Regions from separate parts of the Homo sapiens genome. Here region 2 is linked to region 1. The links are chromatin loops, found by intact Hi-C in ENCODE. Cell type or tissue: sigmoid colon. All regions are shown on one strand. Links, peaks and the distances in the headings refer to the core of each region. The heading gives the core; the rest is flanking DNA.

Region 1 (9,346 bases), core at 1,347-9,346:
AAAATGTTTCATTTACCTCTAAATTTCCATATCCTTCTGGCTGTAGATAAATAATGTAGTTTTGTTTATGCATTTGGAATTAGTGGATTTTTTTGTCATTAAAATTGTTACCACTGGTAACATGTGACAAGCACACCACAATTCTCCCTATCTTGTGAAGTTGTTTTTTTAAATCGCCTTGAACAAAAAGTTTTTTTTTTGTTTGTTTTTGCTTTCTGAAATTCACAGAAGCCTAGGAGGACTGGGGTAAGCGGAATAAACTAGAGAAGGGAGACATTGTTTGGATTTCCTTTATACTGTGAAGTTACATGCATAAAAGGGTCAAACCTGTAGATGCAGAAAAAGAAAAAAACTATAAATACAAATCTGTATAAATGTCTATTATTATGAAGAATTGCCAATCTTGTTTTAAGCAAATGCATTCTATCGTTATTATAAATGTTAGTTCTAGCTCTATTTACTTCTAATCTTAAATCAGAATAAATTAATATTGTATTGCTGCTGTGCGTGGAAAAAGACGATGTTTATGTTCTTATAGAATAAAAGCTGTGGAATGAAGCTTTTTAATTTTACCTCTTTTTTGACTTCTTATCTTCACCTTCCACTTTATCCCGTTCACCACTTTTACAACAGGAGGACTAACCCGAGCCCCTGCAATTACTTTAGGCATCTATTTAAATATTACCTAGACGGTCGTAATTTGTCTGGGCCCTATAGCCCTGGTGCCGTAAGGTTTGTCGGCTTTTGTTCAGTTTTATGGCTTGCTAGTATATCTGGATTGTGGCTGTCTTGGACCAGTGATTTCAGTTGAGAGGGGAGCTACATAGACAGAGGAAGCCAAACAGGATTTCTTTCGGGAGCCCCAGGGAGGCTTGCAGAGGCCGGTTATTTTGCGGGTGTCTGGGTCACAGATGACCCTCAATCTGAATCGGGGAGCAGGCCTGGCCCACAGCGCATCTCTAGCCGCTGGAGGCAGCGGTTAGGTGGACCCGGGCTGGACTGCATGGGGGCCTCCCCCTCCCCCAGTACGGCCTCCCCCACCTGGCGGCACTCCTTAGGGCCACGCGTTTCCTGCTTGCCAGAGTGGGGGGGGCGGGGGCTAAGGGGAGGGGGCGCAGGAGCGCGCGCCCCGGCGGGCGGGCAGCTAGGAGGGAGAGGGGGAGAGCGAGAGGCGGGAGGCCGGGGCCAGACAGGGAGCCGGGATCTGTACCGTCCCTGGCGCTTTCGAGCCTTCCACGGCTACCGCCTCTTGGCGCCGGCTCGCTGGGCTGCAAGATTTGGGAAAGCGGCGCGCACACTGCTTCTCGGAGCTGCTCTCGTCTCGCCTGCTCCCCGCCTTTATTCCTCTCTCCCTGCCTTTCCTCCCTCTCTTTTCCTCCCTCTCCCTCCCAGGAATACCTTACTGGGGCCTGTGGCTTCCCCTTCCTTGACGCATTTGCGGCCGCCTGGGGCACTCTGTTGCACTGGCGGGCGCAGGTTGCCTAGGGGCTGGGCTGGGCCGGGCCAGGCGCGATGGCAGGGTTCTCTCCTTGGCGGCGGCGGCAGCGGCGGAGGCGGCGGCGGCGGCGGGCGAGGCAGCCCTTCGCGGGCAGCACCAGAACTGGTCGGTGATTTAGGTAGTTTCCTGTTGTTGGGATCCACCTTTCTCTCGACAGCACGACACTGCCTTCATTACTTCAGTTGAAATCGTCTCCAGGTACCTCTGCGCGCGGGGGTCGGGCCGGGCGGGGCATCACGGCCCTGGTCGTGCCAGGCCTGCGGTGGCAACCTCGGCTTTCCCTGCTCAGGAGCCTCGTGTCTTTCTCCGCAGCGCTTTGCCAGCCGGCCGGCTTTCCCCTTCCACCACACACCTCCACCTGGTCACAGCAGGTAGGGTTAGGTTGGCTGCTCCTTCGCGGACGCCGGGGGCGTGGTAGGAATTCTGGGCTTTGGGCCATTCAAGGTCAGGGGCGCCCGCTTCCATCCTGAGCCTCCCACTGGAGGCCTGCGCCTGCCCAGGGACCTCCTGCCATTCTCTTGTAAGGCTGGAACACACACACACACACACACACACACACACACACACACACCAGTCCCGGGTGTGAGCTCAGGAAAGAACCTCCTTCCAGTGGAGACTCAGGCTGGACTAGGAAGGATAGGGCAGGCTGGGATCCTGGCCTTGTCACTTACCCTTCTCTCTGTAAGCTCGGCCGCTGCTAGGAGTCGCCTCTCTTTTCTTCCTTCTTTTCCCTGTCTTCCCTTCCTCTTTTATCTCTTCTTTCTTTTTTTCTTCTTTCCTTTGCTCCTTCCTGCTTTCTTTTCTTCCGTTGGTCTTTTTTTCATCTTCCGTCTCTGCCAGATTCTATCTCACCTCCTTATCTCCTTCCCAAAGCATCCTTGGGGAGGGGCCCAGAGCTGGCTTCAGGAGAGCCTAGGGGGTCTCACTTTCCTCTGCGGCTCAAGTAGAGGTTGGGAAGTCTGCCGAGGAAGGGCCCGCGTGGGGCGGCTGCCGAGGGCGGTGGGTTTGGGCCTGGTGTGTTACTCTGCAGACAAGGCCTCGGTTATGATCACGACCGGATGGCGGCAGCCTTGCGTTTCTTCGCCTGTCGCTAACGGCTGACTAGGAGATCTGATTAGGGGACATTCGCTGCAGCTTTGTGTGCCCATATCGAGGGCAGGGAGGCCTTCGCCAGCCTCACTGGGGACTGGAGCTGAGGCCCAACCAGCCTCGCTGGAGCCTGGCCATTCGCTGGGAAGCTCTTAGCTGGCTCTTCCCGGCCTGCCGGTCACAGCTTGGGGTTTGACCGCATTGAGGGAGACTGGCTAGGGCAAAGCTTGACTGCTTGCTTACTAGTGGCTTCCATTAGGTACAAAATATGTTCCATACAGCACCTTTGTGCAGCTGGGTGCTGGAGAAGGGGACCCTTCCAAGAGCCAGTATGTTTTAAATGGGCAAAAAGAATCCCAAATTCCAGAGCCATTGATATAAACTTGAGTCATCGTTCCAAATTGTAGTCTACAGATGGGAGCCAGTCTGACCATTTTCCCTACAGAAAACAGAAAACAAACTATCTCTCCCTACTCCCAACACACACAGTTACAGATTCGTGCCCACAAAGCTGTTTCCTTTCCCTGCCTGGACTGGAGGCCCAGGAACTCTTTCGTTGCACAGCCACCGACCTGCTGTCTGAAAGGACCACACACCCCATTCCCTTCAACTCCTCCCTGCCATTTTCTGGACCAGGGCATTGGATTTATTTCAGAGATCACAGTTTCAGAAATCTCAGTCGAGAAGGGGCCGCTTTAAATTATACTCATTTATTATTTCTTTATGCATACGCAATCTCTTTCACTTCGAAAATAAAAGCAGACAAAAAAGTCAGACTATTCTGGCTCCAAACCTTTGGGCTGAAGGAAGACAATATTTGGTTTTCTGATTTTTCTCCGCTTTCTAGGCACCAGTAACATCTGCTTAACACTCAACGCCTGCTAATTGTTCAGTAACTCTCTTATTTTGGGGCTAAGGCTGTTTAAAGGAACAGCTTTTTTACTTAAAAAATACTGAAATAATCAGTGTCTTCTCAGGCATAAAACGTGGAAAAGGCATCCAGACATGCCCAGCCCATTTGCAGACACTTAAAATTGGGAGCCAGGGTTTCCTCCAGGGTTAATTTTTTAAATGAAAATCTCAGAGGCCTGGCGGACTGCGGGGTATTTAGGACACGGTGGACTGTGGTGGGGGTGGGCATGACCTAGAGGAATTTATGGGGCAAGGAAAATATTAGGGGGAGGGAGATGAGGCGGACAGGACGGGGCCATTTCGGAGTTCATTGTGTCGGCCACTTCCCTCTTCCAGGCGCGGGTGCAGGAAGGGGCACCCAGTCGGTATCCGCGCGGCTTGGCAGCCTCGCTGGTATTTGGGAGTCCCAGCCGGAAGTGTGTCAGGGTGTTTGAGGGGGGGATTACTGGAACTGCTGGTGAGGATGAAGGCAAAAGAGAGAGAGAGAGATGGAAGCGCCCGAGGCCGCCAGCCTCGCCGCCAGGGAAGTGGGCTAATGAAAAACACACTGTTGCAGGCACAGTATCCACACGTGAATTTGATTACCCCTGTTCTAGGAGTCGCTGCTTTCTGTTAGGAATTGGGGGCAGGGGGAGTTTCCTTCCAATTAACGGAGTGGCGGCGACCTTTTAATTTACCCCCAACGGGTGAGAAATAAACTTCCCCAACGTGGCCAGGCCCAGGAATGGGACTGGAGTCGATGCCCTTTTACCCCTCCCCGTTCTAATTTCCAGCCCTGGCCTTGAGCTGTGGCTGCCTCTCTTTGGGCCTTGTACCTCTCCGCCGAGTCTCCGGGCCCCGTAGGTAACCAAGGCGAGGCCCGGAGTAGCAGCTGGAAAGGGAGGAAGGAGCCCTGAAAGGCTCACGCGGCCCCGGGACAGGCCACATCGGTGCGGGCCTCCCAGGTTCCGGAGCTGCGGGGTCTCTTAGGCGAGGCTGCCTTTTCCCAAACCGAACTTGCCTTCCATTCATGCCACTTGTAGTTTTTTCCCCAGCTGGGATTCACGGAGCGCAACCAGGCTTGCAGCGCTCATGGTTAGAGCCTCTGAGGCTGGAGCACAGGGCTGGGTCGCCAGCCGCCTGCGCCTGGGAATCCTGATTGCCAGCTGATGAGAAAGGCGGGCTGGGCGCGCGTGTGCGTGGGGTCGAGGGCCGGGGACCGAGCGCGCCGCACAACCAACCAGGCCCTCAAAACCTTCGCCCTGGTGGCGGCTGGCCGCTCCCTCCTGGCCAGCTCCTCCGTGGGGTCCTCGTAGCAAAGGCGAATTTAAGGGTTGCCCGGGCGCCCCTCGCTCCAGGCGGGTAGCTGTGGGGACCTACACCCGCGGTACTCCCTGAGCGGCCGGTCCCTGCCTGGAGTGCCCTGGTAGGGCCGGCGGCGGCTCCGTTTGGGACGGATCCTGCGTTGAATTTGACTTTTCGAGGGCGGCCGCGGGTAAACTCGCCTCTCCCGGGGACCGCAGGGATTATTTACAGGGAGCTCGCCAACCAAACACAACAGTCTAACCTTTCCAAGTCCTCGTAAATTTTTACAGCTGGGAGCCACGGCGAGGCAAACGAATCTGTTGGTCGTTTCCGACTTCCCGCCAGCCTGTGTGGCTTCTGAAACAATAACTCCTTATGAAATATCATAAATATAGATTTAAATACAGTAGAGCGACAATGCGATTTGGCTGCTTTTTTATGGCTTCAATTATTGTCTAATTTTATGTGAGGGGCTCCGCTGGCCGCACTCGCACGCGGGACCCGCGCCTTCTTGATGGCGTGATTAATTGTGATATAAAATAGTCCGCTTAAGAAGTGTGTGTATGGGGGGGGAGACGGGAGAGTACAGAGACAAGGCTAGATTTGATCTTTTAATCGTCGTTGGCCACAATTAAAACAAACCCCATCGTAGAGCGGCACGATCCCTTTACATAAAAACATATGGCTTTTGCTATAAAAATTATGACTGCAAAACATCGGACCATTAATAGCGTGCGGAGTGATTTACGCGTTATTGTTCTGCTGGACGGGCACGTGACGCGCACGGCCAATGGGGGCGCGGGCGCCGGCAACTTATTAGGTGACTGTACTTCCCCCCCGGTGCCACCAAGTTGTTACATGAAATCTGCAGTTTCATAATTTCCGTGGGTCGGGCCGGGCGGGCCAGGCGCTGGGCACGGTGATGGCCACCACTGGGGCCCTGGGCAACTACTACGTGGACTCGTTCCTGCTGGGCGCCGACGCCGCGGATGAGCTGAGCGTTGGCCGCTATGCGCCGGGGACCCTGGGCCAGCCTCCCCGGCAGGCGGCGACGCTGGCCGAGCACCCCGACTTCAGCCCGTGCAGCTTCCAGTCCAAGGCGACGGTGTTTGGCGCCTCGTGGAACCCAGTGCACGCGGCGGGCGCCAACGCTGTACCCGCTGCGGTGTACCACCACCATCACCACCACCCCTACGTGCACCCCCAGGCGCCCGTGGCGGCGGCGGCGCCGGACGGCAGGTACATGCGCTCCTGGCTGGAGCCCACGCCCGGTGCGCTCTCCTTCGCGGGCTTGCCCTCCAGCCGGCCTTATGGCATTAAACCTGAACCGCTGTCGGCCAGAAGGGGTGACTGTCCCACGCTTGACACTCACACTTTGTCCCTGACTGACTATGCTTGTGGTTCTCCTCCAGTTGATAGAGAAAAACAACCCAGCGAAGGCGCCTTCTCTGAAAACAATGCTGAGAATGAGAGCGGCGGAGACAAGCCCCCCATCGATCCCAGTAAGTGTCTCCTCCCTTCAAATCCGCCGCCGCCTCCACGCCGGCCTCCCGGATCTGCTGGCCCGCCAGGTTTCTCTCGAGCCTGCCTTCGTCCTCGCTGGAAGCCTCTCGAGTTGGGGCCAGGAGCCAGAAGTTGGTGTTTGGGACGCCTCAGATAGGGCCCCAAGTCTGGAGAGCAGTGAAGAGCGGCCCGCAGGGCTACGGGAGAGGAGGCGGCTGCTGCAGCGAGAGGGGGCGGGGCGGGCACTTCGGGACGAGCCAAGACTGGCCGCCCCTCTCCTTGGCTGCCCAGGCCCAGGACCGAGATACTTTGGGCCGTTCTTCGAAAGCAGTGCAGCCCAGAGAGCCTTTTGTACAACTAGATTGTCCGTGAGCGGCGGCAGCCAGGGCAGCCGGAGCTGGGACGCTGGGGGAGACGGCCGATTCCTTCCACTTCTTGCCTTCGGCCAGTGGCGGCGTAAATCCTGCCAAGATGAGGCTGCGGGCGACCCGGGCCACAAGGGTCCCCATGACAGATTATTCAAATAAGCCACAGACGTGATCAGCGGCCTTAGGGCGCCCTGACGGCTTGCCCAGCTCCGAAGGCCTTCCAGGAAGGTTAAATAAGGAGTGGGGGGCGTAGAGGGACAGGTTGGGAAAGAAAGACGAAGTCAGTGAACGGGACAGAGGAATCCTAATCTTGCTACAGAACACAAGGCAGCATGCTTTCCCTCTGCGTGGCAAGGAGACCTGTTTCCAAATTTCATTCTATACAGCGTTTTGAGAGTGGGAGGAAGGAGAAGGGGGACAAGAGGACAGAGTAGGAGAAAGGAAGGTCTCGGAGGGGAGGGCGAGCCAAAGTTTTACTGCGTGCAATTTTAAGTGACTGTCTGTGCGTCTGTCTGCCAGGGTTCCATTGTGTCCGAGGCCTGACTGCCTTTCCTAACCAGTTCAGCAGAGTTCTGCACTTCGGCCAGAGACCCCATGCAGGAGGCTCATTTGCCCCAGCGGGATGTGCGTCTTCTGCTCCTAAACCCAGTGTTTCTCTTCCCCGCAGATAACCCAGCAGCCAACTGGCTTCATGCGCGCTCCACTCGGAAAAAGCGGTGCCCCTATACAAAACACCAGACCCTGGAACTGGAGAAAGAGTTTCTGTTCAACATGTACCTCACCAGGGACCGCAGGTACGAGGTGGCTCGACTGCTCAACCTCACCGAGAGGCAGGTCAAGATCTGGTTCCAGAACCGCAGGATGAAAATGAAGAAAATCAACAAAGACCGAGCAAAAGACGAGTGATGCCATTTGGGCTTATTTAGAAAAAAGGGTAAGCTAGAGAGAAAAAGAAAGAACTGTCCGTCCCCCTTCCGCCTTCTCCCTTCTCTCACCCCCACCCTAGCCTCCACCATCCCCGCACAAAGCGGCTCTAAACCTCAGGCCACATCTTTTCCAAGGCAAACCCTGTTCAGGCTGGCTCGTAGGCCTGCCGCTTTGATGGAGGAGGTATTGTAAGCTTTCCATTTTCTATAAGAAAAAGGAAAAGTTGAGGGGGGGGCATTAGTGCTGATAGCTGTGTGTGTTAGCTTGTATATATATTTTTAAAAATCTACCTGTTCCTGACTTAAAACAAAAGGAAAGAAACTACCTTTTTATAATGCACAACTGTTGATGGTAGGCTGTATAGTTTTTAGTCTGTGTAGTTAATTTAATTTGCAGTTTGTGCGGCAGATTGCTCTGCCAAGATACTTGAACACTGTGTTTTATTGTGGTAATTATGTTTTGTGATTCAAACTTCTGTGTACTGGGTGATGCACCCATTGTGATTGTGGAAGATAGAATTCAATTTGAACTCAGGTTGTTTATGAGGGGAAAAAAACAGTTGCATAGAGTATAGCTCTGTAGTGGAATATGTCTTCTGTATAACTAGGCTGTTAACCTATGATTGTAAAGTAGCTGTAAGAATTTCCCAGTGAAATAAAAAAAAATTTTAAGTGTTCTCGGGGATGCATAGATTCATCATTTTCTCCACCTTAAAAATGCGGGCATTTAAGTCTGTCCATTATCTATATAGTCCTGTCTTGTCTATTGTATATATAATCTATATGATTAAAGAAAATATGCATAATCAGACAAGCTTGAATATTGTTTTTGCACCAGACGAACAGTGAGGAAATTCGGAGCTATACATATGTGCAGAAGGTTACTACCTAGGGTTTATGCTTAATTTTAATTGGAGGAAATGAATGCTGATTGTAACGGAGTTAATTTTATTGATAATAAATTATACACTATGAAACCGCCATTGGGCTACTGTAGATTTGTATCCTTGATGAATCTGGGGTTTCCATCAGACTGAACTTACACTGTATATTTTGCAATAGTTACCTCAAGGCCTACTGACCAAATTGTTGTGTTGAGATGATATTTAACTTTTTGCCAAATAAAATATATTGATTCTTTTCTATTTTTTGCGGGTCTGCTCTTTGCACCTTCTTCTCTGGGTCAGGGGAGCCTATGTAGAGTCTCTGGGTAGGGGCGGGTTGGGGTGGTGAGAAAGAGCCCCAATTTTGCCTCTGGCTGGCTTTCAGGAGCGGGACCTGCCACAACCAGTCCGCCGAGCTAAGCTCTCCCAAACAGGCCAGCTGCCTGGCGGCGAGAAAAAGCTGGGAAACCCGGCGGAGGAGCCAGGCTCCCGGCCTTGTGTCTATGTGCGGGACGGCGGAGAAGCCCCTGAGGAGCTGGTCTGGTCTGGCCAGTAGCAGTGGAAAGACCACTCTCACCTTGGTGCCCCCGAGAAAATTCCCAAACCTGGGCCTTCGTTAGCTTGGTGAGGAAAAGGGGGAGAGGGTGACAGGATAGAGAGCTGGGAGCCGCCTTCTAAGCAGGCTCTGAAGAGGGAAATAGGAGCCCCACCGGCCCAACGTGGCCATGCAGGCAAACATTTTGGGGGCTTGCAAAGGAACAAAGCCCTGCATCCTCGCACCGCCCGCCACCCCCGCGGAGTCCTGCCAGCCTGGCCCAAGAGAATCTGGGTCCTGCACTGCAAGCACCTCTCGAGCACAAGGCCTAACAGAGGCAGGGCTGA
Region 2 (12,006 bases), core at 4,007-12,006, 62 kb after region 1:
GCCAAATGACCCCCATACATCAAATTACATAGCAGTTTCTAAGACAGAACCTATTATCGTTAAGTTGGAAGGAGAGTTCAAACTGTGGTCATGGAGATGAACGCTGGTTTTTCAGGTTCCTGGAGGGGTTTTTTTTCCCCCTCTAATCCATCATGTTTTAACAGGTAGAATTTGATAGTTGCCCCGAATAACAGCACCTTAGAAAGTCCAAGACAGGAGGTTCTGGGAACCTTCTGTAACTGGGGGAAAGAAGTAAAGAAGTGGGGGTGGCTTGCTGGGAAGTGCCTGAGAAACAGGGAGAGGAAAGGAGTAAAGAACTCTCCAGGATTTTAGTTGTGACTTGCTGGGTGGGGTGTTACTGTTGGTCCCTCACCCTAAACACACACACACACACACACACACACACGCAATGTGTTCCACACAAAGTTTTCCCTCCCCCCTTGGCTTGGCCACAAGGGGTTCATTTGGAGGAGGTGAGTCATATCCCCAACAAGGTGGATTAACTTCCTAACAAGCTCAGCTTCTGAAATCCAGCATGGTTGGATGGGGCAAATTGCCTGAAATTTTTTGTGCAAACCTCTCTTGGGAGCAGGAAGGTCCAAGAAGGAGCTGGGTGGGAAGTTACCCCATCTCAGGGCTCTTTTGGCAAACATCAGTCCTAAAGCGGAGAAAACATTGGCGACCCAAGCTCCCCTTTGCCTCCTCGTTCCCTTCCCAACATTCCCAGAGTGGAGGAGTCTTGGGCCCTCTGGAGGAGGCCAAGGAGCAGAAACTAAGCGACACCCCAAGTTTCTTCTTCCCTGGAAAAGAAAGATCCCAGCCTTTTTCCTTTCTAGCCTATCAAGCCTTTCTCCTTTTGGATCCCGGCTCCTGAGAATCAGCTTGCAGCCCTCACTCATTCTCCTTCTCCCCGGAAAATCCCCCAACTCCAGACGCAAGTTAAGCAAATATTTGTAGCTGCCAGTAAATTCCAGCGGTTTTTTATAGCACGGCTCCCTGCGCCCGGGGCCAAGTCGTGCTGCTAAATATTGCTGACCACTTTTTCTTTTATGGCTTTCATGTCACTTAGCTATTGAGAGTAAGATGGATTTGCGCGGAGCCCTCACCGCGCTGCGCTTCTCGCCCCACCAGGTCTGCGCGGGGCGGCCATTGGCGGCGGAGTGTCACGTGACCGCGGGGGCGTGCCAATGTGCGCCCTCACGGGTGTCAAACCCCTGTCAGAGTGTGCGATCAAGATCGTGAAACAACGCGATGCAAAAAGCGACCTACTACGACAGCTCGGCGATCTACGGTGGCTACCCCTACCAGGCAGCCAACGGGTTCGCTTATAATGCCAATCAGCAGCCGTACCCGGCGTCCGCCGCTTTGGGCGCCGACGGCGAGTACCACCGACCCGCCTGCTCCCTCCAGTCTCCCTCCAGCGCCGGGGGCCACCCCAAGGCACACGAACTGAGTGAGGCGTGCCTGCGCACCCTGAGCGCCCCACCTAGCCAGCCTCCAAGCCTGGGAGAGCCGCCCCTGCACCCGCCGCCGCCCCAGGCCGCGCCCCCTGCCCCACAGCCGCCTCAGCCCGCACCTCAGCCCCCTGCACCTACCCCTGCCGCGCCCCCGCCTCCCTCTTCTGCCTCCCCTCCTCAGAATGCCAGCAACAACCCTACCCCTGCCAACGCGGCCAAGAGCCCCCTGCTCAACTCACCCACAGTGGCCAAACAAATCTTCCCCTGGATGAAAGAGTCTCGACAAAACACAAAGCAGAAAACCAGCAGCTCCAGCTCAGGTAAAGGAGTGCCTTCTGGAAGAGGGTCCTCTGGCCTGGCTCCTGGTCCCCAAGCTACTGCCCACGACATCCAGCACAGCCTAGGAGCGATGGAGCATGTCTGGAATTCACTGCTCCCACACCACTGCCCACCAAAAAGGTTTTCATAGTCTTTGCAACTTAGGGAGGTGATAGGCCTCTGTAGGCTGGAAAACACCAGAGACCTGCTGGGAGTCCCTCTGGACTTCTCCAAGGGCAAGTAGGGTCTAGTGCAGTTGGAATCTCTTCTTGCTCCACTCTTGGAGTTAGGACCTCTGTGCAGAAACAACCTGAGCTCCACTGTCTATCTTTTTAGCACAGCTCTTCTAATGAAACAGTGACATCCTCCCCTTACTGAAATGTGGCAGAATAAAAACAGGCCTAATCACCCTCCAAGACAGAATCAATGCTTTGCCTATAATCAGAGCCAATTTTTGCTCCAGCAGATGGAGTGGCTGCCTTACCTCTGGGAAGACCCTACTCAGACTTAGTACAATGAAAGCAGCCAAAGATCTCCTGGGGGAGGGGGATGCAGACTTATCATCCTAATGGGAACCACATGGGCCTCCTGAAAGCGGGCTCCAGTAGAGGAAAGGCCCCAGGCTTTAGGCTTCCTAGCATTTTGGTTACCTTTGCCCCTGCCTTCTCCAGTTGCCAGTGCCCTGCTCTGAGCCTGAGCATCTGGGACTTCCAGAGCTAGGATCTGGGGGGCCAGGGAAGACAGAAGGGTACAAGATTAGTGGACAAAAGCTGGGGCTGGCTGCTTGATGACATAGGGAACCCTAAAGAATAGGACCTAGCATGAAGGGCCTAGGCCTCCCCACCAGAAATACCTTCAATGGGATCTCTTCTTTGGGCAGAGAAGGCCTTCCAGTTTGAGGTTTCCAGTCTGCCCATCTCCTCTGGGTAGAGAGAAAAAAGTGGCCAGTTGAAGCTACTGCCTAATTATTGTCAGACAGTGTGGGAGGGAAATGAGTGTGTACATTAGGTTTCCCACATTTCAGTTACTGTGAAGAGAATGGAGATGCTGAGACCGGCCCACAGGGAGGCTGTTGTCCGATAGGCCAAAGGGACCAGTAAATGAGTCAGAAAGTTAATAGCTCTAAACAGAAAATCCAGACCAGGAAGGCAAACCGGGGGTTCTACTTCTCTGTCCTTTCCCCCGAGAAGGCTGTGATTTGCTCCTTGGCTAAATGAGGGAGTATCACTGTTTTACCCACCAGGAGAGAGGATAGCACCTAGTTCCTACTTCTCTCTGGGACCTGACGGATGCAGGAACCTTTGGGGCCTGGTGGAAGGAGGGGCCGGGCTGGGTCAGGGGCTGGGCGGGGCCGCGGCAGCCCCTGACGCCGCTCTTCCTCTCTCTGTCCTCGCAGGCGAAAGCTGCGCTGGCGACAAGAGCCCGCCGGGGCAGGCTTCGTCCAAGCGCGCGCGCACGGCCTACACGAGCGCGCAGCTGGTGGAGCTGGAGAAAGAGTTCCACTTCAACCGCTACCTGTGCCGGCCGCGCCGGGTGGAGATGGCCAATCTGCTGAACCTCACTGAGCGCCAGATCAAGATCTGGTTCCAGAATCGCCGCATGAAGTACAAAAAGGATCAGAAGGGCAAGGGCATGCTAACGTCATCGGGGGGCCAGTCTCCAAGTCGCAGCCCCGTGCCCCCCGGAGCCGGTGGCTATCTGAACTCTATGCATTCGCTGGTCAACAGCGTCCCGTATGAGCCCCAGTCGCCCCCGCCCTTCTCCAAGCCCCCCCAGGGTACCTACGGGCTGCCCCCCGCCTCCTACCCTGCGTCCCTGCCCAGCTGCGCACCCCCGCCACCCCCACAGAAGCGCTACACGGCGGCAGGGGCGGGCGCAGGGGGCACCCCCGACTATGACCCGCACGCTCATGGCCTGCAGGGCAACGGCAGCTATGGGACCCCACACATACAGGGAAGCCCCGTCTTCGTGGGGGGCAGCTATGTGGAGCCCATGAGCAACTCCGGGCCAGCCCTCTTTGGTCTAACTCACCTCCCCCACGCTGCCTCGGGCGCCATGGACTATGGGGGTGCCGGGCCGCTGGGCAGCGGCCACCACCACGGGCCGGGGCCTGGGGAGCCGCACCCCACCTACACGGACCTTACCGGCCACCATCCTTCTCAGGGAAGAATTCAGGAAGCACCCAAGCTCACCCACCTGTGATAGTGGGCTTGGGGCTACGCGCCAGGAGAGTCTCCCCCCACCCACCTTTTTTCTTTGGTTGCTTTTTTTTTTTTTTTTTTTTAGGTTCTTCCTGCCCTTTCCTTCCTTCCTTTTCTCTCTTCTCCGCCCCGCACTCCGTTTCCCGGTTTCCCCCCTCGTTGGTAAGGCGTTTTTATAGTTTATGTGACGTAGCAATCTTGGTTGCTGGAATGGCTGTATCATAGCGATATTTATCTCTTCCTGCTCCTCGATAGGCCACTGGCCCTGCACCCTTTACCTTCTCCACTCTTTGATCAGAAACAGGGTATATGAACAAATTTTCTAGTCGAGTTTTCAATGTGAATTTGTTCTTACATTATGGCTCCCGAGGGGAAGCGATTACTTTTTTTAATTTTAAATTTTTTTTTTAATTGCACTTCTTGTAAAGAGTGAGAAAAAAAATCAAAGGCGCTTTGAAACAGGGGCTCTCTGTGCAAGGATGACTAAGTGTACGTCTTTCCGTGTGTGTATGCTGGTGAACAGTCAGATTTATTTATATTTTTTTGCAAGCATTGAATAATCTAAGTTTTAAATATTATTTATCCCCATCCGTTCGTATTTATATTAAAGAATTCTGTACCCTGATGGTTCAGAAGGGTTCTTGGGCCTTTTGTTCAATTGTGTATTGGCGTACTTAGAATTTTTTTTATTTGAAAGAGAAATATAATTCCTTTAAACGGTAACGATACAATAAAACCAGAGAAGATCCAGCTTTTGAAAACAGTGATTTAGGTTTGTAACATCCGGCAAAACTGAAAAAAAAAATCTGTAAACGCGAAAAATACTAGATTTGTTTTGAGAGTTCTTCATTCCTTGCTGCTCACATTCTGAGAAACAAAAAGAAATAAAGTTTTTATTCTGAATAATATCCGTGTTAAGAAGGGGTTCTTTGGCCGAAGACGTGGGTCTGCGTGGAATTCAGGCCGAGGCGAGCCGGCAGAGCAGGCCGGACGCAGCAGCCCTCTGGCTCCAGCATGGGGCCTGGCCAGGCTATTCGCCTGGAAGCTCGGCGAATTCTCAGGATGGCGGCTGGGGCTCCAGGCGGCTGCGGCAGCTCTGGTAACGCCGTGCGGCGGGCCAGCTGGGCTGCCCGGTTCCCAGCTGCTGCGGAGGCAGGCTGAGGGCGCAGGGGCTGCCGAGTGCTGTGCACGGAAGAAACAAAGACATCCCGGCCCAAGGCGCAGCGGGAGCGCACAGGTGCCCCGCGGCCCAGCCGGGGGATAACGCAGGGCGGTCTTCTGCTCCATGCTCTTCCTCGGGTCAAAGCGGACCAACTAACGCCTAAACCTCGGTATTAGCCAGCCGCGCAGAGGATGCCGAGCACTTTCCGGGAGCAATCGGACTCCTGGTCTCCTCCGGGGATGCTTCGCGGTCTGTTATCGCGTCAGGAGGAAAGAATTGCTCCAAAAATCTGCACGCGGAGCGAAACAGTTTGAAAGGGACTGAGGCTCACCCAGGTCTCCAGCAAACGGAGGACTGAACTGGGGAGAGTCACCCTGAGCCAGCCCTTCCCTGGACTGCCGGAATCCCAGCATTAGCTTCCTGCTGAATGTAGTATTTGGCATTCTCTGAATTTATTTCCTCTCCTTCCCCCACCCAGCTTTCTTTTTATGGCCCCAGGGGGAGGGGGAGAGAGCAAGGAGATCGGTATCTTTGTAATAAAACTGCAATTTTATAAATTTTTCATTTGATGTTGTAGGAGCTAAATATTACATTTCCACTCCTGGATTTAAGATAGGGCTGCTTACTGACTGGCTAGAAGAGGCAAAAGAAGGCACAGTAAAGGGAAATATTTTCATCTTCAGATTTAAGGATTCCTCGAGAAAGGAATCAAATTCAGAAAATGCAGACCTCAGACCTGCATCCCCATCATCACCCCCTTCAGAGCTAGAAGCGAGGAACTGCTTTCGTCTGGGGATCAGGAGCATCGGATGTGAGAAATAAATCCCTATTCTCCCTGGATTGTATCTTTCAGAGACAGAAGTGGAAAATGTCGCCATTTTGTTTGCAATCCAAAATATCCATCATCATGGCCTTTATCTTCCCCCTGTGAAGCTCCCTCAGATTATCCTTAGAAGCAGGCACTGGAGCCATTTCTGGGTACCTGCTGGGTCCCAACGAGCTGCTTTTAGAGAAACTCCTCATGGTTTAAGGAAAAGGCTCGGAGGATGCCAAGCCAGGCTGCTGTGGAGAGCTCAGTGTTTCTCTCACACCCAGAGGTGCTTTCCCCATATCTGTCCTAAGGCTGCTGATATATATATCCTTTTTAAAGGGTTTGGGCTATGGGAGAAATAGATTTCCTCTCCGCACCTCAACCTCTGCGCCAAAATATGGCGCACCTCAGAAATGCAGAGGCTGCAAAACCAGGCTTTGTGAAGACTAGAGCTTCCACCTCTTCGTCACGCTAAGCAGATACAGGAGTCTTCTTTTAAGTAATCAGCTTAGAGACACGTGTAAAATTACCTGGAAAAATAAGGAACAGCTAGGGGAGAGATTCACCTAAGGATGAAGATCCTTCAGGGATATCACTATTTGAACACGTTTCTGAAATCTACTCTTTAGCTGAGGGAGGGGTGGTTTGGAGGCTTCCTCCTTCCCCCAGGGCTAAGATTTTAAAATGAGATTCTAATGTGATTTCCCGCATCTTACCAGTCAAGACATTCATTTTGGCTTTCAAAGAAAAAAGTATTGACTTCACCCCCCAGTTTCCTAGATATTAAAAAGAAATCCTTATTAAAATATCTCATAAGTTAAAGTAATAGATTTGGGGAAGATTTCAGTGTTGAGTGGTCAAAGAAAAGGGTTTTCTTCCAGATGGTATTTGAATTAAGGCGGCTGAGGCAGCAGAAAGCTCTCACCCACGCAGCCCCTGACAAAGCCTCAGAGATATGGGGGCAGCGCTGCTCCCTCTCTGCACCCCCCGCCCACGTTCCCTTAAGCCTGTAATATTTTCTGGTAAAAGCAGATGCCAAAAGCTGCCATCCCAGGGTTCGCAAAGCACCCTTCCTAAAAGGAGCCCTATAACCCTTTTCACTGCCAAAATATATTTTTTAAAAGACTAGTTTTCCTTATTTACTTGCATTTCCTGCTCTCCTCTTTGCTCGGCCACATTTTATCTTGGAAGGAGCTGGAAGCTGAAATGTGTTCTTAAGGGCTAGAAGCTGTCAAGGCTTTTGGTGAGCAAGATTGATCGCGCCCAGACTTCCTTTGGAGCTTTGTTTGGAATAAAAGCAAGAAAACTAAAAAACCTCACATTTTCCAAAATAGCATCTCTATCTGCAAGGCAATGCTCTGGGCTGGTCAATGATATAGGCCACTTATGTCTAATTTCCACCCCAAACCCTCTTTGACGCTGGCCTCAGAGATGGGGTCCTGCCTTTGCTCCTTGGTTGGCCTTTCTTGTTTTCTACGTAGATTTTTCTCCCCCTCCAACCTCTCTCTCCCTGACCATCAGAATGATTTATTTTCCTGCCATTGATGCCTGCCGGCCTGGGGGAGTCTGATCAGTTAGTCTATTTCAAAGGAAGCAAAAGCGAATCACCATCCTCAGGGTTTGGGGGGGAAAGAGGTACCTCCAGATCTACCTCTCAGCCTCCTCACCTCTTTCTGGCTTGGTGGATTTTTTAAAAATTATTTTTTGGTACCTAAAGGTGTTATCTTTTGAACCCTCTAGCACTGTCCAAGATGCGCTCAGTCTCAAGTCTCCGAATTGGAAAAAAGATAATGAAGGAGAACGAAAACCTTTATAATTCCTCCTTGGGTCGCCTCCTCTCCCCCGCAGTGCTGTTTCCCACAACAGAACCCGGAAGCAAACATCCCCGGTGCCCAAGGATCAGGAAGGTGTGGGAGGCAGTTCAGGCTGCCAGGGAGCACTCGCTGTATCTAAACCAACCAGCCCCCAACCAGAGCGACAAGGACAAGAAGAAGGGTAGAAAAAAAAGAGAGAGGGAGGGAAAGAGAGGAGCAAGCATCTTCTCTTTCCCTGCTGGTAACTTCCAACAGACTTCCTGGAAATCGGAAATACTCACCGCACCCGAGCCCTACGGGTATGAAACCCAGAATGCCAGGAGCCGCACGCGCCTGCTCGGGGCGGCATTTCTTTGGCTGGCCGCCGCCCTGGCTACGGGGATTTGGACACATGGACCTGGGGTTGTTGTCTCGCTTGGCACATGCATCTTTCTCCAGCCACTCCTGAGAAGTTGATGGCGCAGGAAGGTCGGGAAGCTTCGAGAGCCGCCTCCCGTTTTCCGCTTCCCGCCGGAGCCAGATGCAAAGCTGCCGTGGAATAGCCTGCTAACAATGGGCCCGGGGCGCAGACTCTGGGCTGGACACTGGGAGGGGGGCGAGAGGCTGAGGGGAGAAGGGGAGGCGGACAGAAGAGAGAGGGAGGGAGAAAGGGGGAGAAGAGGAAAAAGAGGGAAAGGGACAGACAGGAAGGAAAACAGACCGAGAGAGATCAGTTTTGAGATCCAGGAACTGCTTTTAGGAAAAGTGAAGGAGGAAAAGGGAAAGAAAAGGAAGACCCCTTCCCAACCAAAATCTTTCCTTTCTTCTCTCTTTTCTGTCTTCTCTTTCTCCATCTCTCAAACTCTCTCTTCTTCCCTCTCTCTTTATTCTCCCTCTCTCATCTCCTCTCTTCCTCTGCTCCTTTCTCCTGCTTTAACAGAACTTATGTGGCTGGGACGCAGGGCCCTCGGGTGTCAAAACTTTGAAGATTAATGGATTACTTTGTTAATGACTGCAGGCGTCAGACTGAGGTGCTTAAATGATTTGTGAGGTGCGAGGCGTCTTCCCGACAGTCCCAAACAATGCGCGGAGTGTGCGGGGGAGGCAGAGGGCAGCCACCGGCGGGACCGACAGCAGGGCTTACACTCGCGCACATTCACACACACACACACACACTCCCAGGCACACACACTAGATAGATCCTTGCAGATCAGGAGGCACGCAGGCACCCTCGCCCCCACGTACTCCGGGACATCCCCACCCACACCAACATATATGTATTTTTGCTCTGAAAAAAGTGTAAATAAAGCCTCGCTGGCCCCCAATGAGGCGTTCCTTCCCGACTTTTTTGGATCAATCAAACAGACAGTGGCTTCTTTTGATTAAAGCCCAAATTGTCATTGGGCAGAAGCAATCATGTGACAGCCAATTCGGTCCAATTTCAACCTTGTCTCCATGAATTCAATAGTTTAATAGTAGCGCGGTCCCCATACGGCTGTAATCAGTGAATTAGAAAAAAAACACCCTAGCAGCGATATTCTATGATAGATTTTTTTTCCTCTGCGCTCGCCTTTTTCCTAGGCCTTGCCCCCCCAAAGCCCCTCCAAAAGAGGGAACTTTTTCTCTGAGGGGGCTCCAAGGAGAAGGCCATGAATTACGAATTTGAGCGAGAGATTGGTTTTATCAATAGCCAGCCGTCGCTCGCTGAGTGCCTGACATCTTTTCCCCCTGTCGCTGATACATTTCAAAGTTCATCAATCAAGACCTCGACGCTTTCACACTCGACACTGATTCCTCCTCCTTTTGAGCAGACCATTCCCAGCCTGAACCCCGGCAGTCACCCTCGCCACGGCGCTGGCGGCCGCCCCAAGCCGAGCCCCGCGGGCAGCCGCGGCAGCCCGGTGCCCGCCGGCGCCCTGCAGCCGCCCGAGTACCCCTGGATGAAGGAGAAGAAGGCGGCCAAGAAAACCGCACTTCTGCCGGCCGCCGCCGCCGCCGCCACCGCCGCAGCCACCGGCCCTGCTTGCCTCAGCCACAAAGGTCAGTCCAAAGACTTGGCCCCAGGTCTCTGGGACCCTCTTCCTTCTCCGGGCTGCCCCGAGAGTGGCTGTGGGGGGAGGGGAGAGTGGGCTGGGAGAGAAGGAGGAGAGGGAGAGATGCTTGGTTGCCTTGTCCCTGCCCCTGTGGGTTCAGGAGTGGGTTTGATGGAGAGGAAAGGGGATCCTGCGCTCTACAATGAGACATATATATTTTTAGGAAGTGGGGGGAAACTTTCCCGAACTTGTGTAATGTGGGATGATTTATTTGAGTTGGAACTGACCTCCTCCTGTCTAGTTGTCCTAGAGTTTGGCTTTTTGACAGTAATGAAGAGTGATAGATCGCTCTTGCTCAGCTAAGCAGCTGACGCATTAATTATAAATTGTGTTGTGGCTAATATAAAGTTTGCTCCCGGATGAAGAGGTTGGGGGGAGCCACAGGCATGAATTCGATAGAGATGGAGGAGACGGGGTCTGCCCAGGCTGGGCTCCCAGGAAAGGCAGCACAATAGCTCTACTGCATCCAGGGGCGGCCATTTTGTTGCAGTTGATCTTTTCTGCTATATTTATTCTCCAGTGGAATAACCCCGCTCGGACCCCTCCACCTCCAACTGTGCGTGTGTCTCTTGTTGGTTTCCCTTTCCGCAGAATCCCTGGAAATCGCCGATGGCAGCGGCGGGGGATCGCGGCGCCTGAGAACTGCTTACACCAACACACAGCTTCTAGAGCTGGAAAAAGAATTTCATTTCAACAAGTACCTTTGCAGACCCCGAAGGGTGGAGATTGCAGCGCTGCTGGATTTGACTGAGAGACAAGTGAAAGTGTGGTTTCAGAACCGGAGGATGAAGCACAAGAGGCAGACCCAGTGCAAGGAAAACCAAAACAGCGAAGGGAAATGTAAAAGCCTTGAGGACTCCGAGAAAGTAGAGGAGGACGAGGAAGAGAAGACGCTCTTTGAGCAAGCCCTTAGCGTCTCTGGGGCCCTTCTGGAGAGGGAAGGCTACACTTTTCAGCAAAATGCCCTCTCTCAGCAGCAGGCTCCCAATGGACACAATGGCGACTCCCAAAGTTTCCCAGTCTCGCCTTTAACCAGCAATGAGAAAAATCTGAAACATTTTCAGCACCAGTCACCCACTGTTCCCAACTGCTTGTCAACAATGGGCCAGAACTGTGGAGCTGGCCTAAACAATGACAGTCCTGAGGCCCTTGAGGTCCCCTCTTTGCAGGACTTTAGCGTTTTCTCCACAGATTCCTGCCTGCAGCTTTCAGATGCAGTTTCACCCAGTTTGCCAGGTTCCCTCGACAGTCCCGTAGATATTTCAGCTGACAGCTTAGACTTTTTTACAGACACACTCACCACAATCGACTTGCAGCATCTGAATTACTAAAAACATTAAAGCAAAACAAAGCATCACCAAACAAAAACTCCTTTGACCAGGTGGTTTTGCCTTCTTTTATTTGGGAGTTTATTTTTTATTTTCTTCTTGACCTACCCCTTCCCTCCTTTAAGTGTTGAGGATTTTCTGTTTAGTGATTCCCTGACCCAGTTTCAAACAGAGCCATCTTTTACAGATTATTTTGGAGTTTTAGTTGTTTTAAACCTAACTCAACAACCCTTTATGTGATTCCTGAGAGCAGTATGAGGCCTGCAAGAAAGTGATCATATAATTGTATCTTCACTTTCTTTTTATTTTTGTATTACATTGGGATGCATTGTCATGCATATTTTTTGTAGAATAAATTCTCCTTTGCTATAAGTAGCTTATTTTTCTCCCCCTCTTTTTTCAAGGCTCATAACGGGTTCTTTTTCTTCTTTTAGTCTAACTTCGTAAATAAAATTCGTCACAATTTATCCTCTTTTTTCAATTTTAATACATTTATTAAGGCGGCATGTTCAAAGTCTTCAATGGACAGCAACAAAACAGAAAGCCAAAAAATGACTAGGGCTTCTAATAAGTGTTTTTTCTTTCTTTTTTGCTTCTTCTTCTCCTCTTTCTTTTTAAAGGATTTGATTTTCAGTGCACAGGTTCAAGCCATAGATTTAAATTGGTAATAGAGGCAGAATTGGACAGTCTAAGATTTGGGCCAAGCCCAAGCTCTTGAAAGTGGAGAAATAAAGTGCCTACAGAAACCCCCAACTCCAGGAATGAGTAACACGGAGTTTCTTTAATAAGCTACCAGTCTCCAGGTCAATAACTAAGTTATCAACAATTCATTTGTTTATACAC

Evidence for each region. A loop is a pair of places that touch in the nucleus more often than their neighbours do. Peaks named below come from ENCODE experiments on the same cell type or tissue, not always from the same donor. Only the 100,000 strongest peaks of a DNase experiment are listed, where the experiment ranks them.
Region 2: a loop joins it to region 1, with 4 times the contacts of the local background. A loop is called at or near these places in 14 of 110 quality-filtered maps.

Annotation. Positions count from the first base shown.
Region 1 is chr7:27,161,817-27,171,162 of GRCh38, reverse strand. HOXA10-HOXA9 (HOXA10-HOXA9 readthrough) reads left to right here. Exons shown (of 3, transcript NM_001433944.1): 2 at 6,196-6,285; 3 at 7,322-8,725. The coding sequence ends at 7,560. HOXA9 (homeobox A9) reads left to right here and starts at 5,626. Exons shown (of 2, transcript NM_152739.4): 1 at 5,626-6,285; 2 at 7,322-8,725. The coding sequence starts at 5,706. The coding sequence ends at 7,560. HOXA10-AS (HOXA10 antisense RNA) reads right to left here and starts at 2,264. Exons shown (of 3, transcript NR_046609.1): 1 at 2,170-2,264; 2 at 1,399-1,856. MIR196B (microRNA 196b) reads left to right here and starts at 1,600; the gene lies at 1,600-1,683. It also overlaps HOXA10. RefSeq lists enhancers at 1,398-1,988, 1,989-2,579, 3,769-4,487, 5,336-6,212, 6,213-7,090 and 1 more. In sigmoid colon, for the core only: no CTCF peak of the experiment used is centred there; DNase peaks (open chromatin) are centred at 2,072, 2,562, 5,602, 6,462 and 6 weaker places; H3K4me3 peaks cover 8,000 bases; H3K27ac peaks cover 7,159 bases.
Region 2 is chr7:27,099,886-27,111,891 of GRCh38, reverse strand. It overlaps HOXA2 (homeobox A2), which reads left to right and starts at 9,209. Exons shown (of 2, transcript NM_006735.4): 1 at 9,209-9,782; 2 at 10,427-11,538. The coding sequence starts at 9,392. The coding sequence ends at 11,166. It overlaps HOXA3 (homeobox A3), which reads left to right. Exons shown (of 6, transcript NM_153631.3): 5 at 1,132-1,777; 6 at 3,172-4,882. The coding sequence starts at 1,252. The coding sequence ends at 3,977. HOTAIRM1 (HOXA transcript antisense RNA, myeloid-specific 1) reads right to left here. Exons shown (of 2, transcript NR_038367.1): 2 at 11,634-12,006. RefSeq lists enhancers at 328-622, 8,535-9,374. In sigmoid colon, for the core only: no CTCF peak of the experiment used is centred there; DNase peaks (open chromatin) are centred at 5,260, 8,891, 9,801, 10,391 and 5 weaker places; H3K4me3 peaks cover 6,043 bases; H3K27ac peaks cover 6,251 bases.